2 separate regions of the Mus musculus genome follow, and region 2 is linked to region 1. A link is a loop called in an ENCODE intact Hi-C map of the cell type or tissue named here. Cell type or tissue: heart. All regions are shown on one strand.

What was found. Hi-C counts contacts between places; a loop is a spot of excess contacts. Peaks named below come from ENCODE experiments on the same cell type or tissue, not always from the same donor. Only the 100,000 strongest peaks of a DNase experiment are listed, where the experiment ranks them.
Region 2: it touches region 1 in a loop (11-fold over the local background); 5 of 42 quality-filtered maps call a loop at or near these places.

Annotation. Positions count from the first base shown.
Region 1 is chr6:27,654,194-27,662,193 of GRCm38, forward strand. All of the region lies in intron 5 of Grm8 (glutamate receptor, metabotropic 8), which reads right to left. Among named protein-coding and RNA genes, the nearest start is that of Mir592, 280 kb to the right of the region's middle. In heart, a CTCF peak has its summit at 3,520 (motif pointing right); no DNase peak of the experiment used is centred here.
Region 2 is chr6:28,211,017-28,219,016 of GRCm38, forward strand. 6530409C15Rik (RIKEN cDNA 6530409C15 gene) reads left to right here and starts at 4,483. Exons shown (of 4, transcript NR_165173.1): 1 at 4,483-4,750; 2 at 6,505-6,579. It also overlaps a transcript of Zfp800 not described here. In heart, CTCF peaks have their summits at 4,568 and 4,771; a DNase peak (open chromatin) is centred at 4,525; H3K4me3 peaks cover 1,246 bases; H3K27ac peaks cover 794 bases.

The DNA of each region.
Region 1 (8,000 bases):
AGACTGGTCTGTAGCTGCTGAGTCATAGTGGTTGTTTGCTATGGGACCGAACTGCTGCCAAAAAAGATTGAGTTCATCCCCAAAGAACTGTTACTGAACAGTTCCACTTCCCTCCTTACCCTAATAACTTTTCTCTTCCACTACCTCTGCTGGGTGGTGGGCTACAGGAGAGATTGAACCCTTATTCAAATTTTTATGCCTACATATCTCCCTCCAATCCAAAAAAAAAAAAAAAAAAATGGAGCAGTCAAAAGGATGCTGAGACATCTTGCCTTCTTCTTGAGACTGGGCTCAAGGAGTCCAGGCTGTTCATGAACTCCCTGTGTTGCTGATGATAGAGCAAGTTCCTGATCAGGCAGCCTCTACTTCCCAAATGCTCAGATGACAAACTTATACCAACAGGCCCAGCTTAAATCCTGTTTAAACAGAATGGATTTGTTAAACTAATCTTAGTTTATAAAATCAGACAATGTAGACATCCTCTTTTCCTAAGTTTGATGATATAACTGCCCTCAAAATAAGTGCCAGCCTTTAAACTGTTTACCCCCTTGGACTGATGCGAACCTTGTTGATAACAATGACTAATATTTCTAAAAGTATACCACCTTGGTAAATTACTTTGTGGTGCTTAAAATAAAAGCATAAGCTCTATGGGCCTCATCATAACCTAATACATTGTTTTGTATTAACTCAGGAAGGAGACCAGCCTTGATCACTCATCGGTGTCTATTTGAAAGCAGTCTGAATATCCCATCAAGTCCCTCATTGGCACACTAGCCAGGCTTCCTACCCTTGCTACAAAATTCTATCTTTGTAGAGTCTTGGCCTAAAGTTTCTCACTCAAAAATGTATAATTGTGGTGCAGCCATATTCTGGTACATCAATAGTGATTTTTGCTCTATTCGATATAGAAAACTGTGAAACAGTAACGAGGAGGTGATGTTCTGCTGATTTCATTTGATCGCCACTGAACCTGATGCTCCTTCTGTTATGAGCAGAGTAAAGGTGTGGAAGATGGGAAAATATCAGCTCTCTGTGAGCTTTTTTTGGTCATGATCCAGCCAATGATTTTGGAGAAAAGGAATGAAATCCATTTTATCATATATTCACTAAAGCAAATTCTAAATGAATAGCAATCTTTATTTTTTAAAGTAAAGTACTTAAAATACAATAGAATGCTGACATCACACCAATCAGAAAACATTTTAAAGCATGATGCCAAAGTGAGAAATGTTAAGAAGGATGATTGGAATATTTAACTGAATAAAATTACAAAACATGAAGTGCAATGGGATCATATGGTGAATAATATCAAAAGCTCAAAAAGCTCCTAAAGAAGCAAAAATATTTATAAGGTGAAGAAAATTAAGTTATATAAGAACAAAAGAGATTATATCTGTCCAAAATAAAGAAAAAGGTATATTTGAAAGAAATGTTAAAAATTAATGAGCAAGGTTTATAAAAGAGATATTGGGAAGATAAGAACTGCTGTCAACCAATGAGGAAGAGTGTGACTTTATACATATCCAGCAAAGACAAATCGAAGCCAGGCTTTCATTTTACTCTATTGGTATTCCACACAGTGGTAGTAAATATAACCCTGTATTTTCTATATAACCATTTGTCAGTTTTACTAAACAATCTTTAAAATACATATAAGCTTCATCCAGCAATGCCACTTTTTTAAAAAAAAAACAGTATGTTAATTAAATGTAAAGTTACTGCTTATTAAAGCAACCAAAAGTCAAAAACACATGGAATACTCTACAACCATAAAAGTCTATGATGTTGATATGATATGTAATTATTAATTGAATGGTTGCTTATAGCATTTTATGTTATGCTTACAAGAAAGCAGATGAATATGTGAGAACTTTACTGTTTATTATTATTATCATGTGTAAATGGGAACAATGTTATACATTTATTCATGGAGGACACTAGAATTCTCAGCATCACTTAGGTGGATGAATTTTAAGAGATTGTCTCTGAAATTTCATGAGTAATATATAGTTTCCTGTAACATGTATGTATCCATTACTAAAACACTTGCTGATCGAATTAAAAGTAAATAATTATAACTTGGAAGGGGGAAAGAAAACTGAGAGCAGGCATACAACATATTCCAAAGGGCTCCTCTTAGCAAACTTAAAACTGGTTTTCTTCACAGGACTGATTACAAGAATAAGATACATAGTTACATCATTGGCTGAGTTGCATTCCATTACTGTGTCTACCTCCTCAACTATCCAAGGAAACACAATGTGTTAAATACCTACAGAAACTATGCTTGACATCTGGCTAGGGCAGGTTACCTGCGGTTTCATCTAGCTAATATCAGCAGAGCTGTCAGAATAGTATTACTTGATTGCAAAGAAAAAAATAGTACCAGCTGTTTCCCTTATATCAGGAGAACCTTTAATAGGCAAATATTAAACCTATATGATACACAGCATGTTTTAGATATGTATACATCATAGAATGGACAAACCAAGCGAACATCAAATTTACTTCACACAGTGTTTATAGTTATAACAATTAAAATATTCATTTGTCAAATGTTAAGCATAAAATATATTGTTTTCAATGTCCTAGGAAGAAATTGATTTCTTGAACTTATTCCTCCCATCTAACTGACGTTTTCCATCCCTTGAGTGACATTGTCCTATTATTTATGTTCTAAGAGCCACCTCCTTTGAGCTCTGCATCTATGGTACAGCACATTATGATTCACACGTAAGCAAGGCATGGGTTTCCTATACCTGGCTTGTTTTAGTAAACTAAGTATGCATCTATAAAGGATTATACCCAGAGGACATCGTATAAAAAGGAAGGAACCCTCATCATTAGCAGCTGTATGTATGAGTCTGAAGAATTTATTATGAGAACTTTTGAGTAAGTCCCATGCCTGTGATTTTTTTTTTCTGGCCAGCCTTTTCATATACATGAGAAGAATATTTATTTAGACACTAATGTGACCATCCTAACCATGTCTATATACATTTATGGCTGCAGCCTAGGTAATAGTCTCACAAGATTGTGGTGGAAACAAAAATGAAATCATAAATTTAAAACACCTCAAAGATTAAAAAAAAAAAAAAAAAAAAAAAGCAAGTGCAGAGACTATAGTGAAGATCATGGCTGCCTACTTCAAACAAGACTTTCACTCCAAGAGTCATAGTATCACATAAATTCAACCAACAGGCAGTGAGGCATGAATCTTGTGGGCAGCCATAAATAGCCAGATCATTCTTAGCAAATGCTATTGACATCGAAAAAGTAATCCAGAAAGATTTATAGAGGGAGGTCAACTAGACAGATTTCACAAAGAAGACTGAGTGAAATACCTCTTTGAATAAATTGGTGGGGTTTGTCCCTGTAAGACTCAAAATCATCTTGAGTTTTTCTTGTAAATGTTTGACACGCCATTCTCCATTTAAGAATCCATTCCTAAGCCACCACCACTTGTTTAAATTATAAGGACTGTGGAACCTTGTGTCTGCAATTCAAAGAACCTACCAGCAGATGGCAACATTGCCCTGTTGAGCAATGTCACTGGACCCTGTGACAGGGCTTAAAATACTAGATGCTCCATGAATGGGGTCCCTGCATGTGGCATTCATTTACACAAGCAAAATGATGGAAGCCTCCAGAAGTTAATATGAAAGAAGAGAGAAGTGTACAAAAGTATATAGGAAAGTTGTAGGTAAGAAATATTCATTTCCAAATACAAATCAAGTTGGTAAAACATCTATAGCTGTTTTGGCAGTTTCATACTTACCTACTATCAGTCAACTCTTCCACAATTGTTTTTACAGTTTATATTTTCTCTACATCCCCAGAGATTGCATTAGTCTCATTTTTTCCAGGTCTGCCTACTCAAATTATTGTGAATGTTTAAGTATTGTTCTATGATCCTTACAAGCAAGTGAACTGATGTCCTTAATTATTTCTAAGTAGAGGTGTTGACCACAGTGGCTAAAAGCTCTGGCCTCAGTGTCAAAGACTGATGGGTCTTAAACTGTTCAGCATTTACTTAGGCAAATTATTTAATCTTGTTACATCCAAGTGCCCTCAGTAAGAGAATGTTAACACCTGTTCCATAGAATGAAAAACAGATCAAATGTTAAAAAGTGCTAAGTGTAAAAATTACAATGTCTGGCCCAGAGCAAGTCCTCAATGATGCCTGTAATCATCACTGACTATATAATATGTACTTCACTGAACATTCTTCGGGTTGAATGGTGAAAATTTTAAAAACTGGGACTTGTTGACTCATTACAGCTTAGTTTTCTAATCATAGAGGATTCTGAAAAGAGACTGGGTTTCCCTTTACAATTGATTTTAATCTCTCCAAACTGTCTCTCAGTCTTGGCCGTTTCAGTCCGTGTCTTTGCAGGTATTCTCTGATCACTGTAGCATCCCATTGGCCTGTTCTTTGGAAGATTAGTGCTTGGGGGCTGGGGTGGGGAGGGAGGCTCTTACTCTCACATAGATATAGTACTATCTTAAGGGGATACTTATCCCTCAAGGTCACTTCGTTTAGTTATCTTTCTGAGTAGAACAAAGACTTATTAAAACAACTGGTCATGATCAGTTCCCCCCTCACAGCTCTTTTCCACTTCACTGCTTTTTTGTCTTAGTTTATTATCTTGATACAGTCCTCAGATTAGTCAGCCATTTGAAGTAAACATTAGGTAGTTAACCTATTGATCCCAGAATGTTCTAGGTGAAAGGCCTAGTATCTACACTCCCTCCCTCATCTCTCTTCTCTCCGTGCCCCTTCTGTTACCTTGCAGTTACAACTTAAAGAGGAGCAAATTATAATTCCTCCTCAAAGCCCATTGAGCAAAGATGCTTGCATTGTAACCTGGCTATGGATACAACGTTGTATTTTATAAGCCTAACCTTGGATATAATGTTGTCTTTTATAAGCCTAACCTTTGCCACCCAACTAGAAATCATCATGATTCTTCCTTGGGACTGCAGTATACATCTCTGCTGTGTCAACTCTATTGCCTCTGTGTGTTTAACAGAGAGAATACATAGTATCAGGTGAATAGAGTTTGCATTAAGGTCTATTCTGTCTGTACTAAAGTTTGGTAATAATCTGTAGGTCTTCCTAAACCTTGCATCTTTCTAGCCTGCTCTGCTACAAATTATTATAGCAGAAAAGCTGTCTCCACCATGAATAATCATTAAGTGATGAAGTGATTCCTTGCCCAAACTGAAGTCTCTCACAACTCCATATTCTATCAGAACCAATTCCAATACTCTCCTTCTACTTGAGAGCCTGCATTTCTAAATAGCAATGTATAGCCAGACCCCAAAAGGTTTCATATAAAAAACAATAAAATTATTGCCCATAAGCCCCACATTAATCAGCCTAGGAAATCAAACCATAATTTCTGTAAGAATCATCCAAAAAAGGTAAAAACTTCACCCAGATGAGTTAAGTTCCCGCTTCCTTGATTATTGTCTTTGCCCTGCCTTTATCCCTGGACCAATCGGAGAAAGCTAAATATGATCCCCAACCAGTCACATGAGATGCCTCAGCATCTCTGAGCCAACAATATCTTATCAGAGCGTATGTGGATTTACCTTGTATCTAATGATACACCCACTCATCTATCAATTGCATTAAGAACTACTTATCTGCAGATTTTAGTCTTTTTTAAGGAAAAGTGATGGTAGCTCTTTTTTCTTCAGTTACAAACTCCTAATAAGTACCTCTGTTGATTCTCACTTGAGATACTTTTATTATATGAGGGTTTCTTTGGGATATTTTCTGTATTTCACTTTGTTGTTACCTATAAATTTTTACCAATTATAGCATGCAAGGAAATATCCCATGCTATGCTGCTTATGACTTCTTGAGTTCATACTGATGTCAACACAAGTGATGGCTTCTGCTCTCTTCATGAAGTCCCTTGGATACTTATTGTCAGTTTGGTGTGTAAGTCTTGTTTTAGGGTCCATTGGTTTGATGTCCCTAGCTCATTATATGTATACATCTCTTTGTTTTCTTTTGTGCTTATATTTGTGTTTTGTCTAAAAGTGTCTTCAATGTAAGGAGCACAACTATAGGTTAGAATCCAGTTCCTGTAAACCTGCTGATTTATCTTATCTCAAGACTAATGATTGCTCAGTTCTTGATAGACCTGTATTCATTTGTACAAGCATTATTTTGGCTTACCAATAAAACAGAAGGATTGCTTATGTCCATTTCCAAGTTTGTCCTCAGAGCTTACCTTTGATCTAGAGAAATGTTTTCTTTGTTTTATGTATAGCAGGCAGAGTACATTATCTTCATCTTTATGCAGTTGACTAGTTGGAAGTCTGCTACATGGACTTTCTACAGAAGCATCTCCCTTGACCACTCATGATCTTGCTTCCAGGGGGTCATTTAAGAAAAACAACTTATGCATCCATGCATTTTCATTTCAACCCACCAGTATAGCAGTCTAAATGCAGGAGGCTCCACAAAGAAAATGAGAGTCTCGAAGGTCACTTAGAAGAATATGTGGCTCAAATAATACTGCTCATCTGAGAAGACTGAAGACAAAGAGAGTAAATGTTTTTAAACCTAATATGGAACATGTCCTGTTGCTATATAGAGGAAGGACTTCAATTGTAACTCTCACTTAAAAAAAAAAATTCCTTGACCAAAGCTAAGGCACAATGTGACACATTGTTCAGCAAACAAAATTCAGTTCTCCAGTTGTTCCTTGCCTTCCTTTCCCCAGATTTCTCAGACTTGGTTCTTTCTTCTTTGTTTTTATCCCTCATACCCTGTCATCTCCTCACTTTCTTTCTCTTTATGTAGACTTCCACCAAATGATTTCAAGAGTAATTTTTAACATACCAGTTGTCTTCAAGACCCATTTCCATATACTAACTGATACAGCCAGCTCTAGAATTACACCTCAGATACAACCAAAACTAAACGCTATAGTTAGAGACTTTTCAGAATACAGAAAAGACCATCAGGCACACATAAAAATTTGAAATTACCTGTCTCAACTTGGAAAAATGTTAGTTAGACCTAAGTTCCAAACCCTAAGTCCTAAGCAGCAAATATTGATTAGACTGTTCCTATAAAGATCTTTCAAATTTCTTTTCACAGTAAAGATGGGCCCTGAGAAGAGCCAAAGACTGTGGGACAAAAATACCTACTAGCCAATAAAGTAGAAGGGTTGTCAGTCATGCAATTAGGAAAATAAACTATAGGGCATTTTCAGGAGAGATTTTTTAATATCCCTTTTTGCAACATTTGGGAGTTAAAGAAGATAATAGCCACCTTCCTAATTGTGTTAGTGAAGTAACACATGAAATTGAAGAGACATTTTAAGATAAAAATTAGAGTGGATAAATGTATTGAGTGATTCCTGTGTGGCATTTAGAAAAGACTTTTGAAGAAAGATAAGTCAAGGATCCAAATAAACTTAAAGTACAGCATCTCAAACAGATACCTTTCTGGTGACCATTTTCTGACAAGGACACTTGTTCTCAGTAACAGAAGAGACACTGGAAACAAAACAAAAAAAAAAGATGATTCCATCTTACAAAAGAAATGCCAAATCCAAGAAAAATCTCTCAATTTGACCTTTGAGAGCACACTGAAGAGGGAGAAAGTCATTCAACATCCGGCTTTAAACACTCAAGATGAATACACAGTAATCTAGATGGCCAGCTTCCTGGCTGGACAACAGCTACTCTCTCTTTATTAACCTCTTCCACCTTTGCCCGATCTCTTCCTGAAAGTAAACAAACTGTATCAGTGGTGAACGTGAACTGTGATCCTCACAGAGCCTTTCTGCTCTGAGATCATAGCCTGTTTATTTAAAATGAGAAGACTTTTCAAATGAAGTTGTAACAATATATTCAAAGCAGCTGTTCCTTTAGGTCCCAGAGAAGAGGACTCTTCAATGTGCAGTTACAGTGAGTTTCTTAGGGTACTTTATTCCCATTACATTTCACGTACCTCAGATAAACACTTA
Region 2 (8,000 bases), 560 kb after region 1:
TATTTTTAATTTTAAGATAAATATATGCAGAAATCTAACAGCTTTAAATTCTATGAAAATGCATGACTTTCTTTTAAAAATATAATTTTAAAGTTGCTATTCAAGAAGTATGGTTGCCTGTATAGGACAAAACCATAGAACTTTTCAAAAATTTCAGAGAATTACCTTTTACCTTATAAACAGTGTTGTGTGTGTGTGTGTGTGTGGGGGGGGGTTCTCCCAGCCATCAAGGACCAGACAGCTCCTACAGTGCTACTTTATATCATAAAAACAAGAGAGATCCCCACTTCTGAATCTAAGAGAGAATACAAAAATATGAGACTACAATCTAGTCTTTTTTATGAATATAAGTGTAATAACCCCACTTAAAATATAGGCGTTTAATTTGACATTATTATACTTTAAAATGCTGTTTGTTTCCCAGCGACCACATGGTGACACATGACCCTCTCTAATGGGATCGGATGTCCTCTTCTGGGGTTCTGAAGACAGTGGCACTGTACTCATATATATAAATGGGGGAAAATGTACTCATGTACTTTAAAATGAAGGGAAAGTTCACCATGATTACAGACTGTATCTTATGCAGAAAGAGCCTGGAATTAGGAAATCGTTTAATAATAATTATTTTTTGTGACATTAGACATTGTGGTGACAGACAACAAAATAAAACTCTATGATAATCTCTAGTTGTCTAGAATGATTAATATTATTCAACATGAACTTCTAAAATAATGTTTGGTATACTTGAACCAGAAAGCCATGTCCTTTGCCTGAAGGCCTGTATTTTAGTTCAGTAGTTAATATTAAAATCTGATAAAATACTGATGGAGGCATTCCTAAAACGTCAGGAATAAGAGCAAAGCTATTACCATCACATATTTGATGAGGTGTAAGCACAGCCAAAAAAACAAGAAATGATCATATATTTTCTTTAAAATGACTGGCTATGTAGAAATGAATCAGTAAAGATTAGTGAGCGATATGAAAAGTTATCAAAAAAAAAAAATCAAGTGACCCTACAAGGAACAGCTTTTATAAAAGCTCTTAAAAATGAAAAACTGATCACAGTCAAACAGCAACAGAAGGTAAAATATAACCAATAAGTTTGTGCCACATTAAAAACAGAAGACCTGAAGGACATACAAGGTGTCTTCGGTGACCTTGACATGTGACAAGTTCCTCAATAGTTGTAAAGAGTACAAATCTTCACAACTATTTTTCAAATAATCATAATCTTAAAGCAATCCTAAACAAAACAACAAGAGACTTTCTTTTGGACTTTACCAAAATATAACTAAAGCTTATTGAGGAGAATAGATGCAAAAACAGCCAAAACACAAAAATAATTTTTTAAAAAATAAGAGTAATATTATTTCATTGTAAACACACAGCATAGCAACCAACGGCAGGACAATAGTTAAAATAACAGCATCAGGAACAACAAAGAAGTAACAAATCCAGAAACCGCTCTAGGTATAAGAAATTTAATATCTGATAAATGTGAAATATTCAAAACAGTAGAAAAAAGAGAGAACTTTCAATAAATGATGATGTAACGACTAAATAAATACTTAGGCCCTTATACATCTATACCAAAAATAAATTCCATTTAGAGAAAATATTTAAATCTAAAAAATTAAAATGAAAGGAAACAAACATGCATGTAACACTGACATGGAGATTTTTTAAACATATCACCGGGTGCAGGATTCATAAAGGGTATTTATTGTTGTGAAAATACAGTATTTCTGTACATCATAGACATTAAGAATTAAACTGGCACAAATTGGGGAAGAAATGTCTGCAACAAACAGAATAAACAAATGATTAGTGGTTTTAATATATAAACAACTTTTACTACATCAATAGAAAGTGAATCCCCAACAGAGAAATTTGCATATGTATTCATGTATTCTTTCAAGACATTGATTGTGCACCTAATATGCACCAAATCGGCTATGGACAGAGAATGCAGTGTTGAAGAATCCAGACATCCACACACTATTTCTTCCTTCATACATTCTGGAATGGGGAAGTGGAGATAAGTCAGAGTCAACAAATAAATAAGATTACAAATAAAGAACTGGGAGAGGAAATGGTTGGGAGGTCATGACTACTTCAACATGGTACTCCAGGGAGGCCTCTCTCAAAACTCTGCACCCATCTACAGGATAAATTGTAATGGAGGAGAGAGGGTGGCCATGAAAAGCAGCTTAGAAATAGTAGCATTTACTAACCCCCTGAGGTACAGAAAAAAAAAACTTGCTTGGCATGTTACATGGGCACGCATGGTAAACAGTGAGAGAAGGGTCCAGAGGCTGTTCAAGAACTAGAAAAGGGTCAGATGGTGCATGGTTTTGTGAGCCATGGTAAGGGGGTTCAATTTTATTCTACAAGCAATAGATGATTTGATTTAATGGATGAGAAAGGTCACTATTACCAGGTTATCAAAAAGGTACTAAAGTATGTCAAAAGTGGTACCCGAGAGACCAGGCATGAGAAAATATGTTGGTCATAGCACTGAGTTTGGAAGGAGACAAATTAAAGTCAATTTTAAGTCAGGCATGATTGTACACACCTGTAATCCAGGGTTTAGGAGGCAGAAGCAAAGACATTGTTACAAATTCAAAGCTAACCTGTTACATAGTGAGTTCCAGGCGAATCAGCACTATGTGTACGAGAGCTCCTTTCTCAAAACAAACAAAAACAAAAACAAAAACAAAAAACAAAAAGGCATATTTGAGCAATAAAACTGATCGATTAAGATGGGTTGCTTTGTAAGGAACTAGTCATAAAAGTAGCAAAGATGACCCCCAAATTGTTGCTGAATGGTGACACCCTTTACTGCAACTGATAATTAAGAGGTGGGGAGAATGATGGTACAGAAGAGAGAAAGAAGAGAACCTGAAGTTTTTCAAAAAGCAAGAGGGAGTGAGACTCAGGGCACTGAGAGAAGAAGGGGCTCCCTTCACAGTCACAAAATAGATCAGTTCCACGCACTGTAGTAGGGAGCTGAGGAGCTCTGTCTATAACTCTTAGTTCTCAGGGAAATATCAAAACAAACGGCACATTCTGGGGAGATTCATGCAAAGAAACAGTAGGTCTAAAAGTGAAGGACTGAGACGACCATAGGAAAAAACACCAATTTAGGATTTGCAATAATGTCTTGGAAATTGAACAGGTTGGTTGGTTTCATGATTTCTTCTTAAACGAAATCCGTTGTTACAGTCTGGCTAGAGCAAGACAGAAGTTACCTATACCCAGGGTTGGATATTTTTTTGCTAGAAAAATAATTTCGAAGAAACTGAGGTTTGAGAGTGCTGAGAGAATTTGCATTTCGAGGCATGATTACGATAATAGACTGTAGAATCTGGGCTAGTCAAGGAAATAGAGCCAAGACATGGCCTACTCAACAGTAGAAAAATGAGGTCAGCAAACAACTCAGGATAGGAAGGTGGTGGTCAGAGACTGGAATGTCTGATGTGTCAGTTCAGATCCTAGCAGCAGACACCAAGACAAAGGTCACTGTGCAGCAGTTGTGTTGAGGGGACACCTGAGAAAGACAAAAGAAAGCAAGAGGAGAGCAGAGATCTTGAAGAAGCCATAACGCAGGTCTGACATACCTAGGAAAGGCTAGAGGGGATACAGACTGAAGCCGGGAGTTCTAAGGAAGCTGTGGCCAGGAGTTGAAGGGTCCCCAATAGCTCACTGAGGGACCATGAATGTCACATGATTGGGCCATCACGACTTTAACTGTGACCAGTCACTGGGAATAGCCCAAGAGAAGTAAGACATCCATGTATAGCCTGGGACAGAGGGCCTGGGAAAAAAAGAGGGGCTAAGCCAACAAGCCTTCCCGGAGCAGCTATGGAAAGGCACGGTCCTGTGGTCACCGGCGACAATATTCTAGAGAGGATCCCGTTTCTAAGGATGGTGAGTTTAGGATGACGAGTCCTTGGAAACAAGGACTAATTCCACAGGGAGCAATGGCTATTGGCGATAAAGTTACAGGAAGGGGAAAGCCTGACGCTTGAGTTCAATTATAGATGTGCATGATACAACTCTGGGTTGTATCATGAATTTGGACCATTAGAATCTTCTGGCAGATGGGAGTGGGAGGTGGAGCTTGATGAGAGCTTAATGAAGAAAACGATGCTGGCTTTGAAGAACTAATAATGGAAAGAATCTGAAAGGGAACAGAGAGTAGTTACAAGAAATAGGGAAACGGAATCATGTGCGGTGAGGTTTTTAAAGAAGCCGGGGATTTTGCAGGCGGGCTGAAGAAACGCATCGCACGGAGCAAGGAGTGGCCCGGCGTCCCGCGTGGCAGAGCAGGCTGCGGCAGCAGCGGGGGGCGAGCTGAGGCGCTCCGACCAGCGACGACGACGCCGAGGCGGCCGTGGATGCAGACGACCTGGGCGCCCGAGGTACGGCGGTGCGCGCGGCCGCGGGAGCGCGCGGCGGCGTCACGGGGCGGCTGACCTGCCGAGGGCGCGCGCCGCGTGCTGGCGCTCCCTGGCGGCGCCGCGGAGCTTGGCGCGGCAGCTGGAGGCGGCCTGGCGCGTGGTGACGGCGCCCGCGGGCGGACGCAGGATGGCGGCGCTGCGGGGCGACGGCTTCGCCAGGCTTCGGCCCGCACGGGCGCAGCGAACCCCAGGGAAGAAAGACAAAGACACGCCGGTTAGCAACGGGCGGGAACCGCGCAGCCCGGGGCCGAGGCGCCGCGTCCCCACCCCGCACCCTTCAGGTAAAGCTGCGCCCAGGAGCCCGGCACCCCGCGGCACTCCACAACAGGCAGGGTTGCAGGCATCAAACCCCAGGTAGCTGATAACCCCTGACCCAGAAAGTCTTTTAAAAAATGTTCCCTTAAAGCATAACTACAAAATTTCAAAGAGTGTCCACTGCAACATAATAGAAAATGGGGAAAGAAGAGGAAGAAAAATTGGAAAATGTTCATCTCCAAACATAAAGTATCATAATCTTATAGCACAAACTAACTTGCTAATAAGATGTTGTGAAATACAGTCCAACAATATGAAAAAGCAGTCGAGGAAAAATTCCATTTCACCAGCATTTGCAGGGTATGAGGGTATGTATGTACTTCAGTATTCAGAGAACACAAATTTAAACGTGATGGAGAAAAACCACAACAGTGTGTTGTTACCTTTCGGTACTTCAGATAGTCTTTATTTTCATTTTATTTGTAATTTCCAAATTTACACAATAAATGTATTTTACTATTAGAATAAAAAGTTAATGACTTTTTACTTTCGTCCCACTTATGAATTTATAAAGCTAATGTTTTCTAGGGTAGCAGAGGGGTAGGCATAAAGAGCTTTTAAGGAATGGGTTCGACGACATGGCTTGTCTTTACTCTAAGCGCTGTATAAATCACAATATTTCAGAGTATTTTGTCCCGTAAACTTTTAACAGTGAATCAAAAGCACTGTCTTTTATAAAATTATACTTCATCTTATTCAACTCATTTTTACTTGAGGAAAATAAAAGTTTTCTGGTCTTTTTGCAAAGTTAATTTCAACTTATAATTAATATGGACTTGGGAGCACGGTATACTAAAAAACAGAAAAACCTCCCATGCTTTTGGAGCAGACATTTTAGTGAACGCCAGTGTTTCAGTTTCTGTAATGGTTTCTACTGAAAGCACTCAAACTGAGAAAGAATAAAGGAACTATTAGCTAAATATGGATCTTTTAGTTATAATGCATTTTATAACTAAATGAGCAAATGACTAAATGGAATAATTTTGCTAAATTATTCCAGGAATCTGCACATGGGATAATAACATAGACAAGTGCCCAGGGCTTTGTTATCAGATAGAAAATCCATTGTAATATAAGCTTCAAAAATATTTTAAACTAAAGCAACCTCAGTTGTCAGATGGATTCTATTCAGTGATAAGCAAATCTAGGGTTAGGTGTTTGTGGGAATGCGCTCGCTTTGTTGCTTAAGTTGATGGCATAATTAGTCATACTGCCCTGAAAGTTTCCTGCCTTCTGAAAGTTTTGGATAGAATCATCATACCTAGAGGTATAACTTTAGTAAAAACAAACAAACAAACAAACATATCACATGTCGGAAATAAAATTTATGAAAAGAACAAATCCCAAGAAACCAAGCATTTGTTGTTAACTTCCTTCTTGAGCAAAATGAAGGCGGCAGGAGCTTTTGTTAAAAGCATTAGCTCTTAAAAAGTCTATCCATTGGGGCTGGAGAGATGGCTCAGCTGTAAAAGTATCTATCTGATGCCATCTTCTAGTGTGTGTGTCTGAAGACAGCTACAGTGTAATACATGTATATATACACACATATATATGTATATGTATGATAAAATCTTTTTTAAAAGTCTTAACCATCACTAAGTGATTTCAAGTTAGTTATTATTTTTTACTATTTTTAAGGAGTATTTACTTATGTTTGTATTCCAGGGCATGTGAAGGCTGGATAACAACTTAGGAATATTTACTTATGTTTGTATTCCAGGGCATGTGAAGGCTGGATGCCGGCTTAGGAGTTGCTTCTCTCCTGCCACCACTGGGTTCCAAAGATTGAACTCAGGTTGTCAGGCTTGGTACCAAGCACCTCTATCCACTGAGCCATCTTGCCAGGCCTGGTTTCAATTTAATATTTTGGAATGTACATTGTGTCTTAGGGGCCTTTCTCAGACAGTAACAGCAAACATAAATAACATAAGGTTCCCATCTCTGAGAAGGAGCATCTAGAAAATTACTTTCCTATTATTAGGATGAGTCAGAGCCCAAGGCTCACCTGACTCCCTGTCACTGTACACAGGCCAAGGCTTTGCTTTTCAGTCTTCAAAGGAGCCTTCTCATTTCCTGTCATTCCTCTGCTCAGATACATAAAAGCATCCCACTGTCCCCACACTAGATGAATAAATAGTTGTTAACCTTTGAGGAGAGCCAAAGACGAGTCTGAGGTTCTGCCTAAAGATATGGTCACCTTCCAGAAGCTTGTACAGACCACACTAGAAACTGACTTCCTGAACGTTTATAAACGTGTAAGACCATACAGTGGCTTCCCCTGCATTGCTCCTTTTCAAAAGTGGAAAACTGATGCTGCCTGGGGCAGGGGCTGGGGAGAGCCTGGAATGGAGTAAGTTTCAACTGCTTAGAAGTAACTCTTGATGATACTTGATTAACTTATTAAATCTGTGATCTGACCTTTATCACAGCAAAATGTCCTTCATCTTTACTGTCAATTGGGTCACTGTCCCTGAGGCAACACGTCTATACAATGGTTTTTTGGCAGTTTAAGTTAGCCTGTATAATGGGACACCAAACTCCTCCAAGACTTGTATTAGAATACCTACACAGTATATCTTCTCCCATCAAGTTCAAATTATCACGCTGCTAAGTCAGAAATTTTCTGTGTGGTACAGAGAAAATATATTCTGTCCTGCTTTTTGGCAACTCCTCTGGGAAAGACAGTGGCTGCTGCTGATATGCAAAATCGTGAGATCCAATATTGTGCAAAGTCCTTTGCTCACCAAACCGGAACCCCATGCTATGTGCCCGATATCACAGGTGTACCATCTGGCCTTCCCCCCTGCCTTTTTCCCTTCCGTTGGAATATTTATGTAAGTGGGACTGAAAGCTAGAGCAGAGGTAAGCGTATCTGAAAATGCCGACAGTCTTTCCGACTTCCACAGGTCTGAAATGGGTTTATTTGCTGATACTAAACAGACATGGAAACAGGTATTATGGAAACAGGTTTTATCAGTTGCATGCTAAAGAAAAACAGCACCACTGTCTGCTTTCCCCAAGGTACTTGAACAACCTACATCATTTTTCTTTCCTGGACCATATTTTAGAAAGTTGAGCCAAAATATTTAACTCTAATTTCCTTTAAAAAAAAAAAAAGAAGAAGAAGAAGAAGAAAAAGAAAAAACAAATAGAAACAAGTGTTTCCCATGTGTGCTCTTCTTGCCACTTAACTTATTAAAAAGGTTTCTCCCTGCA